Linked DNA regions of Homo sapiens: region 1 is linked to region 2. A link is a loop called in an ENCODE intact Hi-C map of the cell type or tissue named here. Cell type or tissue: sigmoid colon. All regions are shown on one strand. Each heading gives the region's core, and the rest is flanking DNA. Links, peaks and the distances in the headings are about the cores only. Region 1 overlaps PTPRZ1 (protein tyrosine phosphatase receptor type Z1). Region 2 overlaps FAM3C (FAM3 metabolism regulating signaling molecule C).

Region 1 (5,392 bases), core at 74-5,073, 630 kb after region 2:
TGACTTGACGTGGGCCCCAGACTCACAGCCAGAAGCCTGCACTAACCAGTAACTAGGTTCTCCTTCTTAGCCAGTGTGCCCTGAAGAATCAGTAACTATGACCCAGATCACATGTAGACATGGAAAGGAATCAGTATGTGAGATATAGGCCTGAGGGAGAGAATGAAGCTTCAACAGTTTCGAACTCCTCATGATCAGGAAAATTATATTTTTGTTACTATTTTACTTTATAGTAGCTTGTATTTGATGTCTGAGTACATATTGATCTGGAAAAATGTTATTGATTTTCAATCCAGAAAATGTACTTTACAGAGTAGGTATGCTTCTAATAAGATAATTGGGCTGGCCGGGTGCGGTGACTCATGCCTGTAATCCCAGCACTTGGGGAGGCTGAGGTGAGAGGATCACGAGGTCAGGAGATCGAGACCATCCTGGCTAACACGGTGACCATCCCGGCTAACACAGTGAAACCTCATCTCTACTAAAAATACAAAAAAAAAACAGCCGGGCATGGTGGTGGACACCTGTAATCCCAGCTGCTCGGGAGGCTGAGGCAGGAGAATGGTGTGAACCCAGGAGGCGGAGTTTGCAGTAAGGCGAGATTGTGGCACTGCACTCCAACCTGGATGACAGAGCGAGACTGTCTCAAAAAAAAAAAAAAAAAAAAAACACAAAACAAAAAACAAAGATAATTGGGCTGATTTCAATAGGAAATATATGCAAAACCTGGGAAATTTAGTGTCTATTAATCACTTCTTCTATGGTCATTCCATGGTTTGAACACCAAATAGTGTGTATGGAATTAACTAAATTGTTATTTAAAAGATTCAGCTCTATCTTATAGAAAGGAAACCCTTTGGCAAGATCATAAACTACATATAGAAATATAGGCTTTTCTGTTAATAACATTCTAAAGTATGTATGTTTTTTTCACCATAAGAGCCTGTGTCTCCACATCTAAAATAAAAGATTTACCTGAAGCTTGATAGCATACAACTATATTGTTGATTAACAATAAACACAGGTATTTAAAAAGTAAATTTCTAATTAAAATATAAACTCAAGCTATTAAACAAATAACTAACAAACTCTTACAGATTTACAAGGAGGAGAACAAAGAAGTGAAAACTTATGGGCAAGAAAATATAACTTTCTTTTTGGAGCTCTACTTTATATTAATGTTGATTCATAAATTTTGACACGTCTACTGATTGCTACTACTAAGGCGAGACAAACATAGACATCCAACCAAAGTCGTTTCTGCTGCTTAGGCAGTAGTCCTTTGGATGTTTTGCAATGAATCCTTTATTTTTTTCTTAAGAGATTGTTATGCTTTGTATGTATGCATAAAATTAATGCATTTCTTTTTTTTTTTTTTTTTTTTTTTGAGACGGAGTCTTGCTCTGTTGCCCCGGCTGGAGTGCAGTGGCGCAATCTGGGCTCACTGCAAGCTCCGCATCCCGGGTTCACGCCATTCTCCTGCCTCAGCCTCCCGAGTAGCTGGGATTACAGGCGCCCGCCACCACGCCTGGCTAATTTTTTGTATTTTTAGTAGAGACAGGGTTTCACCGTGTTAGCCAAAATTAATGCATTTCCAAACAGTTTCATCTTGAAGTGTATAGTTCACTTTAAATCATTCCCATTCTGTAAAAAGTGGAATTGATTTTTGGAGGACGAAGTCTACAAATGATATTGTCCAGAGTCACTTCCAACTTTTCTAAAAGTGAACTTGGGATTCATTAGAAGCAAGAACGAGCTTGTTGCTCCAATGATAGAAACGTGAATAGCTCACTTGAGACAATTTGAAGGTCTTCTGCCATCTGGTGGACATCAGTAGAAGTCTCACTCAGTAGAGTAACATCATGTAGTATACACCTAAATTAAAATATATTTTCTTATTCTGAATTCATGTTTTTTGACAATGAAATAATTTTTCTTTTATTTCTAAAGGAACACCCCAACCTAAGCCCTCCCTAAACAAAAAATAACATCAAAGGTTTGAAGTGAAAAATAATTTCTAACTGATATAAAGCTATACATGTATTTATTTGTAAAAGGTATATATATATATTCATATTTCCTAAATAATTTCTGTACCACTGCTAGCATACTGTACATATGCTATGCCATTGCTATCATATTGTACATATGCTAAAATTGTGACTACTAAGTATTATATGTAAAATTTGTTTCCATTTGTAAGACCAATTGTTAGTTGTGGGTGCCCTCCGGTGTTCATGAGGTGAACTGCAAACTAGCAGAGACAAGTCATTTTGGTCACAATCGGCGGCAGTTGTTAACATATTTTTGAGTCCTTGTAATTGTTGTATCAGTGATGACTGATTTACCTAAGTCTACTGCATGCTCTCATTGAGTGGCTTTGTAACTTCAGGTGTCACCTGAAAACAAGTAAGTATATTAATTAATATTCAGCCTGAGAGATCTTTCTCTCCCTCTGCTTTGCAAATCTGGCCCATGAAGAGATATTTATTACTCTGCTTCGTTAGTAAAATATCATAAAATGTTATAGTTTTTCTTTTCCAAATTAGTCCAAACTATCACATTATAAGTGCATTTTGGAAAGTACCAGGGCACTCTCTGATGGGACTAAATTTGGGGCATGATTCCCAGCATGGGCCTGAATTCATTTTAAGAAGTCTCTGAATGATTTTTCATAATACTACTTTTTCAGATGAGACAAACAAGTCTCTTAATTCCCTAAAATTATTTTCTTAATTTACTTATGATAACAAAATGGGATTTTTGTCAGCACGTCTGAAAAATACTGAAATGGCAATTTTAGGTTTTCTTTGGTTTTCTCTGGTTGGGAATTTTAAATTAGTTCAAGGATTGTCTAATAACAAAATGTTCCGATAATAGTATGTCTTTCATAATTGAAATTATCCTCATCCTGAACTGAATATATTTTCAGGTACCAAACAAGAGAAATTAAGTCATCATGAGCTTGCAGATATTCTTTGTTCATTTATTTCTAAAAATGAATCTGTATGCCAGGTATATTCAAAACAATGTTCTAGGCAATATAGAACTACAGAGCTATGGTTCTTATGTTTATAATCCACTAGAGGAGTCAAGATTCATTCAGGAAAAATACAATACGAAAGTATGCAAATAATGCAGTAATAATGATAAAATAGGCAATTGACAATGACAGAGATCACTTCAGTAGAGATTAATGTGAGTAATGAAGGAGGTAGCATTTGACCAAGACCTTTCCAGAATGGAAAGCTGGGATTTGAACAGATAGAGTTAAGAGGGGTGGAAAGAGTATTTTAGATATAGGAAATGGAATAAGCAAAAGCTCCACAGTGGGAAAGTGTAACTTTTTACTTTACATTGAAATAAAACACAATAAAATTTTTATAGAATATGTTTTATTTATTCAAGTCCTCAAGGCTAAGTTCTATCAACAACTGTACTTTTTTCTCTCTGAAGTTTGTAGTTCAGAACCAGAAAATGTTCAGGCTGACCCAGAGAATTATACCAGCCTTCTTGTTACATGGGAAAGACCTCGAGTCGTTTATGATACCATGATTGAGAAGTTTGCAGTTTTGTACCAGCAGTTGGATGGAGAGGACCAAACCAAGCATGAATTTTTGACAGATGGCTATCAAGACTTGGTAACTATATGATCAGTTGTTTTACATAGGGTAACATTATAATTTAATTTCCAAGGTAAGAACTTACAAATGGTTGTATATTATTTTCCTCCATTACTTTTAGACTTTATGTGAAGGTGGGGTAGGCTGAGTATTTTTAAATTTAAAAAAAAATTTTAAATTAGAAGCTATACTAAATTATGTTTAAAGTTACATTTAATTAAATGGATATCATAACTTTGCCAACAATAACACTATAGAGTAGATACATATGACTTATGAACTGGAGATCATTTAGTGTGGCCTTTCTTAAGATTTCAGTTGTAGAATAGTGCCAGAATCTCAGTGCCCTGATACATTTTATATTGTGTCTTCCATTACGCTATATCAGCACAGGAAAAGTAGAGTAGGGGACATACAAGTCCTCTTTGTTGCACCAAAAAATTTTCAGATAACAGCTGGGAAGTCATGATTGGGTCAGAACTTTGGGGATGTAAGAAAACATTTCTTACAAAAAGATCCACCCCTGCCTCCCTCCACCAGCGCATGCGAATAAAGTACAGATTCCCTTTGTGGCCTGAGCATGTCAGTATTAAACTTTGCTCTGGTAGGGAAGTGTTGGCCATAGATTAGGGTGTAGTTGACAAACCTTCATCTGGATGTAGGTCCAGAAAGTCCCCACTGCAGGTTAAAGGACACTGGACTCTGCACTCAGGCACCTAGAGTCCTGCAAGTCCTGGGAACCTGCATTTAAATAAAAATGCACTATTAATTATGTTTCATATCATGTGGACAAAATGGATAAAATTTTAGTAACCTTTTAATTCAGTTGCCTGGAATATGGAGACACAATGACCTGGGAAAATCGTGAAATAAATAGTAATAAAAATGTTTATTTCATAATTACGTGAAGAAGATAATTCTATTACTGTTCTTGCATATATATTGTCAAGAAAAAGAGATAACTTAGTTGTTCACTTTTTCACATTGCTCCTTGTTTGCAAATGCCCCCCATTTATTTGTCTAAAATATTAATTTTTAGTTTGTAGTACTAATTTATGAATTTGATGAGTTCTGGCTAAAAATGAAACTTCCTGAAACTAAATCTGATTTTTAAAAAGCAAAAAAAAAAAAAAAGCCTAGCTTTCCAGTTCTTCATAATTCACAAATACCACAAGTTTAACTAAGCAACATTGCATAAACTTTTCCTTAGGTTAATAAAATAGAAGTATTTTCCACGGACCAGGGAGAAAAAGTTTTCTAGGAAAGATACCTAGTGTGTTGGTAGTCCTATGAGAATAACATTTGTATAATTACTAACATCTTTCTTTTAGGGTGCTATTCTCAATAATTTGCTACCCAATATGAGTTATGTTCTTCAGATAGTAGCCATATGCACTAATGGCTTATATGGAAAATACAGCGACCAACTGATTGTCGACATGCCTACTGATAATCCTGGTAAGTGCCACCAGATACATCTATATATTAACTCAATAAATGAGGTTAGTTTAATTACTGTATGCATTGATGCTTTCTCTCTATATTCTTTTGGCCAAAAGGCAAAGTGATTTTCTCTTAAGTCTGGATTGCCGGGTAATTTTTTGGGGCATGGGACCCATTTCTCATTCAGCAGGTCTGGTGCCAGACAATAAGTAAACTTATCCTTAATATTGGAGTTTACCATTTGTAAAATAAGAGTGACTAAACATATTTATAACATTGTAATAATCATTAAATGAAAATTGCTATGTAAATGTTGAGACTGTTAT
Region 2 (5,392 bases), core at 293-5,292:
AGATTTTATCAATGTGATGTTAGACTGCTTGGTTTCTGACAATCTCATGGAAGCTCTTGCATAGCAAGTTAGGATACTTTCAAGAAACACGCTATAAATTCTTAGACACCAAGTCTCCACCCATAGATTTTTTGCAGGGCAGGGATGGGACAGAGGGCTTTATCATCAAGAGCAGTACTTTCTAACCTGATCCTCTGATAGTGCATTTTACTTTGGGACAGAAAAATACCCAATGATTACATCCATAAGCTAAAATAATTGTTCTTACCATTTGCCAAGGCAACATTGATCCCTCTTCCAACATTATTCTTAACACCACTCATTAAACTGAAGGGGGAGAAATTGAAATAAATTTAGAATTAAATATTGTACAATAACATATCAGAAAAATAAAGTCTTGCAAAAAAAGTTAGGAATATTATACATATTTTCAATTGTTCAGTGCTGCGGAGGAAATTAAAAAGATCTCTACTAAGTCAGAGAAGACAGTCTAATACTGAATAATTTTAAAGCAATGTCCTTAAATAATATTTCACAAATAGAAATACATATTAAAAAATATTAGGCCTGAAATAATAGACCATTTTTGTGCTACACTGCTTCAGATTATTCTTAAAACATGGACATTAAGCATATGTTCTGCATCATTCTTAAGGTATCAAACAAAAGATAATCTCTTTTCTGCTCTCTTCAATACCAGCGTGACATGAAACAGAAGCGAGATACTACCCCCATCATTTAAATCTAAAAGCAAACAGAGTGGGGGAGCACTCTTTCATGAATGTTTTACCTAATTGTGAACATTCTCCTAGTGATTATCACTGTAAAGTTCGTCTACACTAAGAAATATTGCACTCATGAAATCACTGCATTGAATGACAGTCACTTACGTGGTGACTACCTGAAATAATCGACTTCCATGGGCAGCTCACAGACCACTATATAAAGACAATGACACTGTAAAATGGAAGGTACCAGTGACAAATTTGCTGGTTATCAGTTCAGTTTGTTCAATTGCTCAAATTAGAATTATTAAACTAAAATTGTGAGTTCTTTTAACTCAAAACTTCAAGGTAATAGTAATACTCCCAGTGGTGTGCTGTTAACTATTTAACAACTGCTCTGTGTTTAGGAGAGAGAGGCAATATGCACATATGTGACTACACGTGCACACACTTGTCCTTATATAGACAGAATTATATATACACATAGGTACACAATTTATTATAAACTACTAAAAGATGTATAGCACACAATTTCATAAATAAAATCTACGATGTACTTTATTATAAATCTCAGTCGATTCTCACAGAGTATTTTAGTTGATTTTTCAAACAATTCACATCTGCAGCTGAACTATGGTTGCAATTGATGAATGAGCTCAGTTCTAACAAACGTTGGATCTATGTTAATAAGATAAAATAAAGAAAAACAAATAATGGAGATTCATGTTCAAATTCCACTTGCCTGTCAATGATGACTGAATCAGATAATAAGTTTTAAATATTGGAAGACTACTTCCTACATTTTTGGTGCTATCCACCATATAATAGATATAGATAGGACATATTTTTCAATTTAATCTGTGTAATATTTTCTCCCTCACCTCAAGTCTAGAACTTGAGTCTGCAAACTTTTTGTGTAAAGAGAGAAAGCACTAAAGAAGCTATAGGGAGATACATTCAAAAACACTATAAATAAATCAAAAGAAACACTTTTTTAAAATGTTTATGTAACTCATAGGAAGGCAGGAAAATGAGAAAATGAAAACAAATAATAAAATAGACTTAAACCCTCATATATTAATAATTATAATAAATGAAAATAGTTTCAACATACCAAATAAAGACAGAAATTGGCAAAGTGAATTAAAACAGGAACCAACTACACACTGTCTACAAGAAACTCACTTTAAATATAATTATATAGGCAGTGGAAAGTAAAAGGGTAGAAAGAGACATATCATGCAAACATTAATCAAAAGAGAAATTACAATTCAATTATAAAGAAACAACCCAATTTATCAATGGGCAAAGGGTTTCAACAGACATTTCTCCACAGAAGATATACAAATGGCCAATAAGCACACAAAAACATGCTAGACACCACTAATCATCAGGGAAATGCAAATGAGATTTCACTTCACATCTACTAGGCTGGCTATAATCAGTAAGTCAGATAATAACAAGTGTTGGCAAGGATGTGGAGAAATTGGAACCTTCATACACTGCTGGCGGAAATGCAAACAGATGCAGCCACTTTGGAAAACTATCTGGCAGTTCCTCAAATAATTAAACAGAGTTACCACCTAAAACAAAATCCACTCCCTGGGAGTATAAAGAAATCAAAACATATGTCCACATAAAATGTGTACATAAATGTTTCTGTAAATGTTACTCATTATAGTTAAAAAGTGGAAACAACTCAAATGTCTACCAACTAATGAATGAGTAAACAAAATGTGGTATATCCATACAATGGAATATCGTTCAGACATAAAAGGAATGAAGTTCTGATACATGATATAACATGGAGGAAGCCTGAAAACATTATGGTAAGAAGCCAATCACAAAAGACCAAATATTATATACCACTTATATGAACTGTCCAAAATAGGCAAATCTATAAAGACAGAAAGGAAACTAATGGTTAACTTAGGGTTTGGGGGTGGGGAAGTGGGGCAGGACAAGAAAGGCATAGAAGGATATTAGCTAAGGGGTACAGGGTTTCTTTTTGAGGTATAAAAATTTTCTAAAATTGACTGTGGCAGAGATTGCATATATCTGTGAATATAATAAACCACTGACTGTATAATATAAATGAGCAAAATGGACGGCATGTGAATTATATCTCAAAGCTGTTTAAAAGTACTAGCTTGGAGCATATACATTTAAAAGGTTCTATGCTTTACTACTTAACCATTGGCTCAGCTGCATCAAAGAGAAGGAAGTTTCAAAATGTACTGTTCTGTTTCTTTCAGAAATACATTCAATAAGTAAACTCCATCATTAAGAAGTAACTGCTGTGATTAACGGGTTAAGTGCCAGAGTGACTTTTCCAAGTAAAGATCATCAAGGAGTATGATGTGGCATTTTACAGACTGAAATCTATCATAAAGCAAAGAAATAAAGGTAACAAAGAAGCACAATGACATAGGCTTCCCACAAGAGGGCAGCAGCTTATCAATTTTTAAAAACTGAAATTCAAACAGAAAATCTCTAACAAATAAAAAATCCACTGAGATTTAAAATGTATAAAGGTTAGTAACCCTTACTAACACAAGTTGAAATATTTTCTTTTATCCTTCATGAATATAAGGTACCCCTTCCCACATCTCTAGGCAAAATTCTAAAGGAAATGATTATATCATCTGTAGAAATACTCAATATATCCAAATATAGATTTGTTTCAAATAGCTACTTCATGTCCTAGTTATTAGTTATTATCTCTTAAGATGGTTAGTTTAAAGCAGGGCTTGGCAAACTATAGCTCACGAGCCAAATCCTGCCAACTGGTTTTTTGATTTGTTTTACTACTCATGAGCTTAGAATAGTTTTTACATTTTTAAATGGTTACATTTTAAATGATTATGTAAGTACATACATAATAACCTTGATTTTACCTCTTTGCCCTCATAGCCAAAAACATTGATCCCTTGTTAAAAAAAAATCCCTCAAAATAATCTCATATTCTTGCAGCAAACATTACCATTAAAATCAAAAGTAATGAATTATTCCTAATATCAAATTCATACAAATTGAAATCAAATGAATATATGCCTTAGATGAAAATTATAATTGGAACATAAGTTAGTTCTATGGGTGCTCTAACGAGAAAGAAAAAACCTGTAATCCCAGCACTTTGGGAGGCTGAGGTGGGAAGACTGCTTGAACCCAAGACTTCAAGACCACCTTGGGCAACACAATGGGACCCCATTTCCACAAAAATAGAAAAATTAGCTGCATGTGGTGGTATGCGCCTGTAGTCCCAGCTACTCAGGAGGTGGAGGTGGGAAGATCGCTTGAGTCCAGGCATTCAAAGTTGCAGTGACCTAAAATTGCGTCACTGTACTCCAGCCTGGGCAACAGAATGAGACCCTGTCTCTAGGTAAAAAAGAAAAGAAAAAAGAAAAAGTAAAGGAAAAAAAAAAGCTGCAATTACTGTTTTTCCTGAGACCTGAGGTTCATACCTGCGATTTTCTAACTAATGAGACATTTAAAACACATCTTTATCAGCATAATGTATTTTGACTTCAACTACTTATGACCACCATCCTAATTGTAATTATCACCTGTCTGTATCAGAGTTTCTCAAACCCAGCCTCTCATTTTAAGAGCCTGATAATTCTTGTGGATGAGCTGACCTATGCACTGAAAGATGTTTAACAGCATCTCTGGCCTCTACAAGGAGTACCTCCAAAGCTATGACAACCCAAAATTACAATGTTCCCTGGAAAGCAAAACTGCCCCCATTGAGACACACTGATCCAAGATTAGTAGTCTCCAAAGTGAGTTACATGTACTCAGAGCAGGTGCTGTGAAAAGACTAAATTCTCTGCTTGTGTTATTTTTATTATCTACTTATAGATTTTAGTGAATGTATAAGCAATAAAGTCTGTTACCAACAGGGAGGCAGTATGAAAGTGCTGTGGCAGTAACTGGCAATGGCCTTCCAATTGTCCTCTCTATTCCACTTCCTTAATTATTTTACACAGCAACCAGATAACTTTTTTCAATATAAATAAAATCACGACATGCCAGAATTTGAAATCCTTCCACAAGTTCTCAATACACTCAGAAAAAAGTCTCAACCCTTTACCTGCGTGGCCTACAAGTTCCTATGCAGCCTGGCCCTAATTCACTTCTCTCCAGAGCTATCCAATCTTAGGGCCTTCGAGCAGGCTTCTTCCTCCTGCTCGAAGACCAAGGATGGTCTTCCTTTCTATCCCTCAGATCTCAGAATACACATCACTGTCTTAGAAACTGTTCCATAACCCTCAATCTAAAAGTTAGACACCTCTTTCCATCCACTCTCGCCAGTACTCATCACACCCTGCTGCCCTGCAGGGCTGGTATCACAATTTGTTTGTTCATTTTTTGTTGTTGTTGTTGTTTTTTTTTTTTTTTTTTTTTGAGACAAAGTCTCGCTCTGCCGCCCACCCAGGCTGCAGTGCAGTGGTGCGATCTTGGCCCACTGCAACCTCCATCTCCTGGGTTCAAGAGATTCTCGTGCCTCAGCCTCCCAAGTAGCTAGGATTACAGGCCCATGTGCCACCACGCCCGGCTAACTTTTGTATTTTAGTAAAGACGGGGTTTCACCATGTTGGCCAGGCTGGTCTCAGACTCCTGACCTCAGGTGATCCACCCGCTTCGACCTCCCAAAGTGCTGGGAT

Evidence for each region. Peaks named below come from ENCODE experiments on the same cell type or tissue, not always from the same donor. Only the 100,000 strongest peaks of a DNase experiment are listed, where the experiment ranks them.
Region 1: a loop joins it to region 2, with 11 times the contacts of the local background. A loop is called at or near these places in 46 of 110 quality-filtered maps.

The regions. Positions count from the first base shown.
Region 1 is chr7:121,992,926-121,998,317 of GRCh38, forward strand. It overlaps PTPRZ1 (protein tyrosine phosphatase receptor type Z1), which reads left to right. Exons shown (of 30, transcript NM_002851.3): 9 at 3,457-3,641; 10 at 4,955-5,081. Among named protein-coding and RNA genes, the nearest start is that of PTPRZ1, 120 kb to the left of the region's middle. In sigmoid colon, for the core only: CTCF peaks have their summits at 1,917 and 2,232 (motif pointing left); no DNase peak of the experiment used is centred there.
Region 2 is chr7:121,363,862-121,369,253 of GRCh38, forward strand. FAM3C (FAM3 metabolism regulating signaling molecule C) reads right to left here. Exons shown (of 10, transcript NM_014888.3): 6 at 269-327. Among named protein-coding and RNA genes, the nearest start is that of FAM3C, 30 kb to the right of the region's middle. In sigmoid colon, for the core only: a CTCF peak has its summit at 3,161 (motif pointing right); no DNase peak of the experiment used is centred there; H3K27ac peaks cover 237 bases.